2 separate regions of the Mus musculus genome follow, and region 1 is linked to region 2. The links are chromatin contacts, found by Hi-C or POLR2A ChIA-PET in ENCODE. All regions are on one chromosome and are shown on one strand. Each heading gives the region's core, a stretch centred on a gene start or an enhancer-like site at or near the end of the contact. The rest is flanking DNA. Distances are from core to core; before and after follow the strand shown. Region 1 holds the start of Atmin (ATM interactor). Region 2 holds the start of 1700030J22Rik (RIKEN cDNA 1700030J22 gene).

Region 1 (6,484 bases), core at 1,647-4,146, 36 kb before region 2:
AGAGCCCTTCCGGTGCCTTGTAAAGTTCTCCAGTCCACATCTTTTGGAAGCCTTGAAATCCTTAGCTCCAGCCGGTAAGTGGTCAGTTTATGTCACGGGCCAGCCAGATATCACCAGTGGCTGTTGCTTCTCGGGAGATGGCCATCTGGTTCCCTGTAAGCCGGTTCCCTCTGAGCCCTCCCTCCTCTCCAGTCTGCTTCCCCTCCAGCCCTTTTCCCCTTTTCGTGTCTGTGCCTATTAGGGGGTAGGAGAAGGTGCCCATAACTCTTTCTGACCGTAGCCGTGTTTAGACTGAGTGTCCCCGTGGTCATTCTTATGTTTCGTTTTCTTGTTTTCAGGAATTGCAGATGCACCACTTTCTCCCCTGCTCACCTGCATACCGAGCAAGAAAATGAATTATTTTAAAATTAGAGATAAATGAATACATATGGCTTGGCTTCCGCTGCACATGCAGGTCCAGTTATAACCGACCAGCTTCTGTGTACAGTCTTGTGTCTTAGAAGCCAATCCTTGGCGTCGGACATTCGGTGTTTTTAATGAACGATTGGGACTGCATCTGTCCTTCATCCGTGCATGCCCTCTCTCTTCCCGTCTATTAAGTGCAGCAGCTGTGGGCATTTGACAAGTGATAAATATGTGCACGCACACGCAGGAGGCTGCAGGTTGGCCTCAACCCTGGCACGCACAGAAGTGGAGCATGGGTTGACTCTGTAGGCACCTCCTGTCCTTCCTCCCGCTGCTGCTTCTCCTCAGAAGTCCGTCCCTGTGGGATCTCTGTTACACACCCTTGATCACAGAAGAACCAAGAAGCTACCCAACCCCAAACTAGGAGAGTCAGAGGGAAGCTGGAGGCTACTACGCAAGGCTGCATATCTAACGGCCTCTTTGTGTAAAACAACTTCTCTATTATACATATTCCTAATATACATATGCTTCTCGTGATCTTTTATCCATGGCACACTGAAACTGAGCATCACTGATCTGTGAATAAAGATACTGACAAACGCATTATCAGTTCCTTTGGATGAATATACAAATAGTCGTGAAAGGACTAAGTAATACTTATACAGTAATGTGTACAGGCTGTGGGTCATCCGATATGGAACCATTTTAAGTTTTAGCTTGGTCAGACATGTCAGGCGCTTCCCTCGTCCCTCAGTGATCTGAGTATTTGGGCTTTGTGCTGACAAGTTCTCACGTCAACTTGATACAAGCTAGAGTTGTCTGAGAGGAGGGAATCTCAGTTTCAGGAAATGCCTTCCTAATATCAGGCTGCAGGCAAGGGTATTTTCAGGCTGAAGGGTATTTTCTTAATTAGTGATTGATGAGAGAGATGGTCCCATCCCTGGGCTGGTGATCCTGGGTTCTATAAGAAAGCAGGCTGAGCAAGCCAGTAAGCAGCGCCCCTCCATGGCCTCTGCATCAGTTCCTGTCTCCGGATCCCTACCCTGTTTGAGTTCCTGTCCTGACTTCCTCCAGTGATGGGCTACAATCTGGAAGTCTAAGCCAAATAAACCCTTTCCTCCCCCAACTTGCTTTTTGGTCACGGTGTTTTATCACAATAGAAACCCTAACTAAGGCTTAAAGACATTTCCTCCATACATACCTTTTTAAGGGGGAGGGGGGATGGTTTGATTTTATTTGTATGAGTGCTTTGTTTGCATCTGTGTATGTATACCACATTCGTGCCTGGGAACTGGAGTTATGGATGGTTGTAAACCACCATTTGGGTGCTTGGAATCAAACCTGTCTTGTGTAAGAACATTAAGTGCTCTTAACCACAGAGCCATCCCCCTAGCCCCACTAGCTCCCTTTGACCACTCTCCCGACCAGTCAGTCACATACAAAGAAGTCATTCTGCCCACAAGGTTCATGAGTGGCTGAATGGGAACTGCCGAAGCCCTTGCACTTGCTGGGGTATTTATTCTACTTCGTAACTCTCCCTGGTACAGTTGGCAGGAATCTGGACCTGGAATCTGAACAAGAAAGCCTAGCGTCATGCTGAACAATTCTCAAAAATGCCTGCTTCAGAATTCCTGGAGTCTGAGTATGTCCCCAAGGCAAAGGGACTCTGCAGTTGAGCCCATTGGCCCTGTGATACCCAGGTCCAATGTAGTAGGTGGCATGATGACGATAGATGTCGGTTATGAAATGTGACAGACTCAACTTCCCATTCCTGATTTTGGTGTAAAGGAAGGCCCATTGGCAAAGAAATGCAGGTGACCTCTAGACGCTGAAAAAGGCAAGATCCTTGGAAGAACAAGCCCAGCTGACACCTTGCTTTCAGCCGACTAGATCCACCTCAGACTCTTCCCTCTTCAGAGATAAGAGAGAATTAGTCTGTGGGGGCTGGGCTGTAGCTCAGCTGGCAGAGTACACGTCTAAGGCACTGGGTTCAATCTTTAACGCTACCACTAGGCTTAGTAAAACCCCAGGAGTATGGAGGTAGTGGTAAGAGAATAAGGAGTTCAAGGACTCCTTGATTATATGGGGATTCTGAGGCCAGGCGGGGCCTCAAAGAATAAGATAAGTTTGTTTTGTTTTGTTTTTAGTGTGCTACCGATCAAATCCAGGGCCTTAAGCATGCTAATCAAATAGTCTACAATATAAAATTTATTCCTAATAACAATAAATCAACGGTCAAAAAAAAAAGGTTAAACCTGAAAGCATCTCTTTCTCTTCTATCCAGCTGTTGCCTGAGCTCAGGTCCCTAGGAAGTAGAAAGTGTGGGTTCATGGAACCTATCCAATTCACCTGTTCTCCCAGCACATGGGACTTCAACCTCCAACACGCGCTCGCCGCGGCCGGCGGGCGGCGCTGCGGCCACCGACCGGCCGGATGCTAATGAGCCCGGAGGCCCCGCCCCCTGCCGGAAGTGGCTGCGGCGGGGGCGGGCACTGCGAGAGGGGCCTGGCGGCCGTGCGGGAGCCATGGCGGCCACGGAGGCGGCGGCGGCCGATTCTGCGGGTCCGGCCCCGGGTGTCCCGGCCACGCCGGCGAGCACGCGGGGAGCCGCCGCCGCCTCTAGCCCGTGGAGGCCGCCCGAGTCGCGACTGCAAGGCAGCCGGCCGAGACCGGCCAGGGCTCGGGCCGCGGCCCCGGTGCCACCGGCCCGGGAGCTGATCCAGCCGACTGTGAGCGAGCTGTCCCGGGCTGTGCGCACCAATATTCTGTGCACCGTGCGCGGCTGCGGCAAGATCCTGCCCAACAGCCCTGCGCTCAACATGCACCTCGTCAAGAGCCACCGACTGCAGGTGAGCGGGCCGCGGCGGGGACGCGGGCGCGGGGTGTGCGGGGTTTGCGCCGTGCCCTGCCACCTGCGCCCGACCGACCGAGCACGGCGAGAGCGCGGGGGAGCGCGCACAACGCACCGGGCAAGCAGCTTCTCGGTGGCGTGCCCACAACACCTCGGGGAGCCTGCCTGTTTACTCAGGTTCCAAGGATGAGCGACAGGTGATGTCGCCAAGGCACCCAGATGCAACCCCGCAGGCTTTCCGCCCCTCCCACGAAACTGCCGGTGGGTCCTACCTGGTCACTCAAAAGCGGCTGCGGGTTGGGTTGGACTCTGGGCACTTGAGCTGCAAGTTTCACGAGGCTGCTGAGATCAACTCTGCGCAGGAAGGAGAGGGGAGGGAGGTTTCTCCCGTGGATCTGTAAGGAGGAGGTTCACCGGTAGCTGGTATGACGGATGTCTGACCAAGACCTCTCCGTGTTACATAAATGGGGACGGTGGCTTTCAAACCCATGGTATACTCTGGAAGCTTGGGGGAGGAAATCAGATGTTAGGGCCCCCATGCCAGACCTGTTAAGTCACAGCTGCTCAGCTTTTACAGTAGAAAGCTTCCTTTCACCGTCAGATCTCAGTGCCCCCAGTGCTCCAACTGGAAAACGCAAGTCACTGAAAGCAGTTTTGTGCGCCTTTCCCCTGGTCAGATTTGAGTCATTACTTGGAGGGTTGCAGGATCTCTCTGACCTGCAGGTGAATTCACCGTGGGCATCCCCCACCCCCACCCCTGAGAACTCCCCAACTGTAACTTTTAGGTTTTACTCTGTAGTAAGGCCAATAAGTGTAGTAAGGCCAACAAAAGGCAACAGTGATGTCAGGGAAAGGTCAGTCAGGAAATGTCAGCAGGGGCAAGCTGAGGAAGTTCTGTGTAAAGGTTTGAGCCTCGTTCCAGAACACAACTCACTACAGGCTCCAACCTGAAGCTTCCTCTTTCATCCTAAATGTTAAATTCTCTCTTTCTCTCACCATGATTTAGGGGGGTGGAGAGTGAGTGTGCCTGTAATAATTCCATGGCCTAATCCCTCAGCTCCTTACAACTTGCATTCAACAACGGTCACCAGCCTTCAGTGTTGTCCCCCTTGCTGATAGGATAGTTCATGTCCTTGTATAGCCCAAACTATCCTCAAACTCACCATGTAGCTGAGGATAACCTTGAACTCTTGATCCTCCTGCCCTAAATGCTCCTGAAGTCTCCTAAATGCTGAGGCTGCCGGCATGCATCATCATGCCCATTTTTATTCAGTGCTTGGGACCAAACCCAGGTTTTCTAGGCAAGCACTCTTCTGGGCTCCAGCTTCAGCTCCAGCCCCGGGTGATTTCTGATCACAAAACAAAGCTGCTGCTCTGACCAAGGGCATCCTTGGTGTTGGCCACAGTGATTCTAGCCAGCATTTCTTAGCGAAGTGTTTGTTCTTTAATCTGGACCTGCTATTGGGGGAGCACTGTACCCCTACAACTTGGTTCTGCCTTGGAAGCACAGAGATGCCACTGGCTGTGGTGAAGTGGTGTGATAATGTACATTAGATTGGTGCTCACAGCTCAGAAATACACAGGAGGGCAGGTATGACACGTGACAGGAAGAACATGTCTGAGCCAGTACAGGTTTGGTTTGGTTCAGTTCAGTTCTTAGGCGGGGTCTTGCTATGGAACCCTGTCTAGCCTGAGTTCACTCTGTAGACCAGAGTAGCCTAAACTTACTGGGAGTGTTCCTGCCTACCCCCAAGCGCTGGGACTACAGTGTGTGCCACCATGACCTGCTCCAGCAAGTGTGGACATCAGCAGTCAGATGTTTATTCAGATTTGAGTATGTCGGAGTACCAGAGTCCTCTCTGGCCTAGGGCCTGTGTGTCATTCTTCCCAGACTCTTCATCCGCTTTTCAGATTCTCTTATCTAGAGACAGCAGTGAACGGCCTGGCCCACTCCTGAACCCAGATATTGGACAACAGAAAGACGGGCTGTTGGGAGAAGATTCCTGCTTGGTCTCTGGAAGCTTTGTTTAGCAGTATTTAAACTGCCTCAGGGTTTCCTATGGCTGTTGTTTCCCTGTCCGGCAGCTCACTTCCTTGTAGCCTCTGCCTTGGTAACCTCAGGGCCCCACAGCTCCTAAGCATCTGTTGTCTGATGGAAAGGGAGTCTGTTATTTTTTTCTAATGCAGGGGCCTGTGTGACATAGCCATACTTTTGTGGTAAGGCCTCAGAGTCACAGCTATGTGCATCCTCAAGCTAGCCGCTAGCCGCTACCCAGAGGCTTTTCAGTTCAATTCTTGACATGTGTTATCCTCAGAATATTATGAGGAAAGAAGAGAGTGTCATGAGGACACATGGTCCCCAGAAAGAAGGCCCTAGTGTTTGGGGAAACATGATTGATCTCTGCAGCCCCGTATTAGCTGAGTTTCTTCAACTCAATGAGAATTCTCATTGTCTTGGCTACAGCTACTTGAGTGATTCTGATTGCGTTCCTTGTTTCTATTTCCCTGGCTGTGATAGTCTCTCTCCCCTACCAGTTGTTGTATGGTCGTTATGTTCTAATCTACCCCGCAGCCTGATAATACTCAAGCCCTTCGGAAGCACGGCCAATCAGGCCGAGGGATTGCAGGCCGCCTTTGGTTTGATGCGGCTTCTCAAAATAAATGGCCATGTCCCACGCCCTGAAAGGAAGTGTGGACATGTCATCAGCCAGCCGCGCCTGCAGTGGGCTCAGCAGAGAGCGATGATGCAGTGGAGAGAGAGCTAAAATGATCCAGAGGAAGAGTGGGAGGAAGTAGGAGCTGCCTGGCTGCTGGAGAGGCATTTGAAAGCAGGGCAGGCAGGGCGCAGGGGGGCACTTCCAGAACCTGTTAGCAAAGCCCCGCCAGCATAGTGATCCTGTGTTCTGCTTCAGACAGGGGTATGTGGCCAGCGACTTAGAAAGGTTGCGGCAAGCTGCTCCGTAAACCATCTCTTATGACGAATACTGACTTCCGGTTTAGAGTGGGCTCCTCGGGTGCTTTCGGCTAGGGCCGTGAGGTGCTAGGCAGCTTCTGCCACCATCTTTATGGTCTTCTTGACTCTGCTCTTCAGCCACACACCCTTTGCCCTCCCTTTTCTGCTCTTTAAAGTATTTTTATTTTCTCATTTGTGTGTGTGTGTGTGTGTGTGTGTGTGTGTGTGCATGTCAAAAGCATGGATGCTTACCAAGGCCAGAAGCCAGCACTGGG
Region 2 (6,272 bases), core at 314-2,813:
TGTTTCTTAAGTGCTGGGATTAAGCCAAGTACTTAAATGGCTCGCTTGTGATTTCTCACAAATTATATACCAATTTACTGTTCTGTTAGAATGCAGGAGGTCTGTATTGCTACCTTTCTTTCCTTATTTAAAAATTTTTTTTATATGTATGGATGTTTTGCCAGCATGTCTGTGTACCGCAGGCTGCGAGCCCTGCATGCTAGGAGACCAGAGAAGAGCATTGGATCCTCTGAACTCGAGTTAGTCATGAGCTACCATGTAGGTTCTGGGTATTGAACCTGGGCCCTCTGCAAGAGCAGCCAGTGCTCTTAAACTCCTTAGCTATCTTTCCAGCCCATATTTTTCCATTTTCTTAAACTCGTGTTTTTACACACATGGTGTGCACATCAGGTACCCCTGCTCTCTTCCTCACCTGCCTTAGTCCCTTGAGACAGTTTCTCAGTGAGCCTGAAGCTTACCATTTTCAGGTTAGGCTTCCTGGCTTACAAGCCCATGCATTTCTTCTCGAATGGGCTTGAGAAAGAAGATGGCTCCGTCATACAGTGCTTGCCACACAGGTAGAGAAAACAGAGTTAAGGGCCCCAGTACCCACACAAAAAGCCAATTGCTATAATGAATGAAAGCCTTTAATTCCAGCGCCAGGAAGCAGAGACAGGAGGATTCCTAGAGCTTGCCAGCTAGCCAGGCTAGCCAAATCAGTGAACTCTGGGTTCAGCGAGAGAACATGTCTCAAAAAAAAAAAAATAAATAAATAAATAAATAAAAATAAGGTGACTGAGGGCTGGAGAAATGGCTCAGCAGTTAAGAGCACTTGCTACTCTTGCCAAAGACCCACGTTCGTTCCTGGCACCCACATAGCAACTTACAACAGCCAATAATTCCACTTGCAGGGTAGGGCGTGTGCCATTTCTATGTCAACCATTTCCAACTCGTGCCCTTTTTCATTTTTGCCTAGGTTCTAGATTTCTGTTTTGGACGGGGTTTCATTCCGCCCCTTTTTTTCCGGCTCTCTGAATTCACTAAGGGCTGGGTCCTGAAAGGATGGCCTTCTGAGGGCTCCCAAGGCTCACGGCAGACGGAATCTCGCGCCCACGCCTTCCCACCTGGTTTCTCCCTTTTACTAATAGTCCCTGCACACTCCTTCATGCCGCATAAGTTCCTTCCCTCCCTCCAAGAGGCTCCCTACACGCTACAAGCTGAGAGTTTACCCTTCCTTCAGAAGATCAAGAGGGCTGCATCAAGCTCCTTCCATTGAAACCTCAACCACGCCCCCACAGACCACGCCTATCAAACGGCTCCTCCCTGAGGCCCAAGCGGCTCCCTAGGCCCCGCCCAGTCCAGGCTACCCCAGAACCGTACCCCATCTTCGTCTCGCTTACCCACCCTGAAGATTGCTTCCTTCCGCGGCTCTGCCGCCCGTGAAGTGTCTAGGGAGTGTTCCCCGGGGTGAGGACGTGGCCACAGCCACTCAGACGCTCCTACGGGGCCGCGAGGTAAGGAAGGTCCGGAGCGGCAAGTCGCGGCCCCCAAGAGCCGGGCTGTTGCCCTAGGTTACGGCCGCGTCGGAGGCGGGCCTAGGTGCAGGCATGCCGGAAGTGACGTAACCCCGCAACAAACCAGCTCAAGGGCGGAGTCCCCTCTGAGGGCGGGGCTAAGGAGCATTCCCGTCGCTCTGTGCGTGGTTGCTAGGTGCCGCGTTGCCAGACGCTTCGAGAGCTTCGCAGGCACTGGCGACGTTGGGCGGCCAAGTTGCGCTGCAACAGCCTTTTGCCTTCTAGAAGGAATGCCTCAGAGGCCACACAAACAGTGTCTGGAGATTTGGCCACTTCTTCCTTTGGGCAGAATCGTCCCTTCCTTCTTGGGATCCCGTGTTGAAAGCGAGAGCAGAACTTCGCGGGACGACTCATTCCTAGTTGCATAATTTTGAGACCGAGTCTTCCTTGTTTTGTAGCCTGGTGCGGTCTCGAACTCATGGCAACCCTCCTTCCTCGATGTCCTAAATCAACATTGAAGGGATCGAGGGCGTGGGCTTCCACACCTGCTGACAGGAAGGATTTCTGGTTTTGTTCTTTTTGGTGCTGCCCACTTTAGTGGGGCAGAAGCAGCAGTTTCTCGCGAGGGGGCCGCCCACTTCTCCACTATGCTGCCCTTGGTGCCCAACTCATGTCTAGTTCCAAGGTCCCTTTGCTTTCTGGTTTAAAAAGTATTAAGAAAACAAGTCTCCAAAAGCAGGCTGAGTCAAAGGCTTTTGGAAAAAATGGCTAAGAATTACTACTTTTTACACTTATAGCATTATATAATATATATACAGTATAGCATATATACAATCGATAGCATAGATTTATAGCATTAACGGCCTCTAAAGATGTGATGTATATGACACATGAAGTTGGAACAAAGTCCTCTTCTAGACTGTGAATATTTGTTATTTCCCCCATATATATGAGGGAAATACTTTAACAAGCATATATGATAGATATTGTAATTATATTGCTATACCAGCGTATCTAATGGGCTATGACACATATTTCTAAAATTTTCTATGTATTTTTGGATTTATGCGTATGAGTGTTCTGCCTGTGTATATGTATGTACACCATGTTCATACTGGACAGTCATAAAGACACACTCTTTCATTGTTTTCTAGGTTCGCCTGCTAGACAGCGAGTCTGTCACCAAGATGTGTCTCCGTTCCTCGGTGTTTTGAGGTAGGCTTTCACTATGACGTCTAGTCTGGCCTCCAACAGCTTCCTTCTGTCTCTGAATGCTGGAATTACAAGCACATGCCACCAGACCTGGCCACTCAACCATGATCTTTACAACCGAAGGTAGACAAGTCTTTTCAACAGCCACAGAAAAGCTCAGAAGTGGGGGTGGGGAAGGGGGCAGGTCAAATTTTCCAGTCTGCTGCAGCAGAGTCTGCAGTTCCATACCACTGGTCTTTTTCATACCAGATACTGTGTGGGGCGCCCTCTAGTGGTTCTACTAAAACCCAACATAGTCAGCCTCCAAAGTGTTGCTTTGTTTTGTGGAGTTTTACGATTTAATACCTTGTGAACAATTTTTTTTTTTAACTTTAATTATTTTTTAAGTGTATTGGCATTCTGGATGAATGTGTGTCGGTGCACTACTTCCATGCCTGGTGTCCATGGCGGTTAAAAGCGGGATCGGATACTTTGGAACTGGTGTTAGAGGCATTCATAAACATCCATGCAGATCCTGGGAACTGAACCCAGGTCTTTTGGAAGGGCAGCCAGAGCTTTTGACCACTAAACCATCTCTCCATCACCAGCCCCCCCTTCCCCCTACTATATTTCTGAGGTTTTAATTCTTTGAAAACATTCAAAGATGTTAAGAAAATAGACAAAGACTAAAGAAAAAATGGCAAAGAAAGAAAGTATGCCAGGTGTGGTGGTGCATGCCTTTAGTCCAGCCCATGGAAGTTGAAAGCAGGAAACTCTGGAGTCAAGGTGGTCCTTGACTCTCTACCCTCCAGTTCAGCCTGGACTACATGAGAGCCAGGCTAAAGCAAATAAGTATAGAATTGCATGCTGTAGTCCGAGGAGATATGCTAGAGCAGTCTACCCACTTTCCTTGAGAGGGTGGGGGGTGTCACCGAGGGGTTTGGTTTGGTAGTGGAGTTTGTTTTTATTTGAGCTCATCTGAGCCCAGGCTGGCCATGGGATCTGTAGCTAAAAGATGACCTTGAACTCCTGACCTTCTGGTCTCCACCTTCTAAGTGTTGGGAGACACCAAGCCAGTTATACATTCATATCAGTGTGCATGTGTAATCCCAAACTCCCAGTCAGCATTTTTATAGTTGACGTTAGAGTGCGCCATATCAGCTTTCAGAAACTACGGTGGCAGTAAGTGCACTTGAGTTGTAAACAACAGTTTAAGCCAGTTTCAGAAAGTTCTAGTGTCTATGGCTACTAAATAGAAACCTGAACAGGATGGAAGTTCAGACACACCTTGTGCACTGTTGACCATGTGCAGACACACCGTGTGCACTGCTGACCAGTTGACACCTATTCCCCTCTCTAAAGGTCAATGCACACAGAGAACCATGGGTAAACCTCGCCCTGAGCTTGAGCATCTTATGTGCCTGTGATTCCTTCAGAAATAGAAGGCATCAGATCCCCTGGAACTGGAGTTAGGGATGGTTTTGAGCTACCACATGGGTGCTGGAAACAACCCCCAGGTTGTCTGCAAGAAGCAGGAACAGCAAGCCCTCCTAACCACTGACCCCTCTAGCCCCTGGCCTAATTTCTTTTTTTTTTTCTTTTCTTTTTTCCTTTCCTTTTTTTGGTTTTTCAAGACAGGGTTTCTCTGTGTAGCCCTGACTGTCCTGGAACTCAGAAATCCGCCTGCCTCTGCCTCCTGAATTAAAGGCGTGCACCACCACACCAGACTTCTATTTTTTTTTCTCTTTAATCATTTCACATGGTTAGGCACAGTACACCTCAGTGGTATACCTAGCACCAGACACTGGAACATCCTATAATTAAAATCAACCCTTCTAAAACTAGCAGTCACTAAGTAAAACATTAATATCCAAATAAAAATCACAATCAACAAAGAGGATGAATGTTTTATTTGTTTCGCAGTGTTGCAAAGCCGGTGCTTCACGGTGGGAAAACAACAGTCAACACAGCACATGGTGAAACAAAGACAGTACTCTCCTGCCTCTGACACTGTACAACACTTCCTTGCATTCCCAATGAGAAGACACTAATCTCTGACCCAAATCCAGTGGTGGATATGGGCAAGTAACAAAATTATCTAAGATACACCACTATTATCTTGAATTATGAAAGTCTTATACCCAGTAGGTAGGGTCTCGCCATGTAGCTGTGGCTGGTCTAGAACTTGTTGTGTAGACCGACCTTGAACTAACTAACATCTGCCTGTTGCGTGCTGGGATTAGAAGGTGGTCCGTCACCAAAACCAGCCTCATAACCACGTTTCACAGCAGACGATCCTCAGAATTCTAAACACCAGGGCTTAACCCCTAGTCTAAATACTTAGTATGGCAATTATCAAAAACCTGTACACTGTGTTTATCTGCATCCTTTAGGAAGTTGGGGGTGGCTCTTAAGTAGCACTGTCAAGAACAGTTTCTTTCCATCAGTATTGCTAAGTTATTTCAAGTCCTCTATTCTCCACTAGTTTAAGACAAGCATGCTGGAGCACGTCACATCCAGTTTGATCTGGGAGTAGAGGGGTGCCATGGTCACTCCTCAATGGACTTCACATATTTCTCATATGCTTCTTCACTCATCAATTCATCCATCTCTGAAGGGTCACTCAGTGTCATCTTGATCAGCCAACCTGTACCCAAAACAGAACCTCAGTTCACATTGCCTTTTAAAGTCAAATTCATTCAAAATTAATACAGTGCCCTCATTTAAGTGATGTTGTTATCCTAACATAAATCCATTCTTTCTTCAATAAATTTAGCTCTAAGACTTTAGTGGGCTGGAGTAAGGATGGCTCCGTTTTTAAGAGAGCATACCGCTGTAGCACGGGACCCAAGTTTGGTTTTGAGCATTGGTATCAGGTGACTTACAACCTATAACTCTAGCTCCAGGGAATTCAGTGTCCTCCTCTGACCACTAAAGACCCCCACACTCAAATATCCCTATATAGAAACAGCTGTCCTGGAATTCACTTTGTAGACCAGGCTTGGCCTTGAACTCAGACATCCACCTGCCTCTGCCTCCCTGCAGAGGGGGAGTGGGATTAAAGGTAAGTGTGCACACCACCATGACCAGCTCAAATAACTTTAATTAAAGTATTTTAAAATAAAACCTTGGGGCCGAAGAGATGATGGCTAGGCAGTTAAGAGCACCTGCACATAAATGTTTTTGTTTGGTTTTTTTTTTTTGGTTTTTCAAGACAAGGTTTCTCTGTGTAGCTCTGGCTGTCCTGGAACTCACTCTGTAGACCAGGCTGGCCTCGAACTCAGAAATCCCCCTGCCTATGCCTACCAAGTGCTGGGATTAATTGTGCGCCACCACTGCCCGGCACATACATGTTTTTTAAAAGGCATACCAAATATAAACTACTAGAGCTAATAGTGGTGGAAAGACTGAAAGCCAGGTATAGTGGTGCAGGCCTTTAATCCCAGCACTTAGGAGGCAGAAGCAGGAGGATCTCTGTGAGTTTAAGACCAGCAAGAGCTATGTAGAGACCCTGTCTCAAGTCATCCAACCCCAAAGAAAAAGGATAAGGTAGCAAGCCAAAGAGAACCACAACAACAAATCTTAATA

The links. Hi-C counts contacts between places; a loop is a spot of excess contacts on that map. ChIA-PET counts read pairs that join two places held with the same protein, here RNA polymerase II (POLR2A).
Region 1: a loop to region 2 is called in a map of left cerebral cortex, with 10 times the contacts of the local background. The contact joins the promoter of Atmin here to the promoter of 1700030J22Rik in region 2. A Hi-C loop is called at or near these places in 26 of 37 maps with a recorded cell type or tissue (Patski, T-helper 1 cell, T-helper 17 cell and 9 more). POLR2A ChIA-PET finds 5 or more read pairs at or near these places in 4 of 5 experiments (Patski and embryonic stem cell).

What each region holds. Positions count from the first base shown.
Region 1 is chr8:116,940,497-116,946,980 of GRCm38, forward strand. Atmin (ATM interactor) reads left to right here and starts at 2,897. Exons shown (of 4, transcript NM_177700.4): 1 at 2,897-3,254. The coding sequence starts at 2,931. Cenpn (centromere protein N) reads left to right here. Exons shown (of 12, transcript NM_028131.3): 11 at 1-74; 12 at 339-1,007. The coding sequence ends at 421. It also overlaps a transcript of Cmc2 not described here.
Region 2 is chr8:116,977,396-116,983,667 of GRCm38, forward strand. It overlaps 1700030J22Rik (RIKEN cDNA 1700030J22 gene), which reads right to left and starts at 1,564. Exons shown (of 3, transcript NM_027103.3): 1 at 1,384-1,564. Gcsh (glycine cleavage system protein H (aminomethyl carrier)) reads right to left here. Exons shown (of 5, transcript NM_026572.4): 5 at 4,572-5,331. The coding sequence ends at 5,234.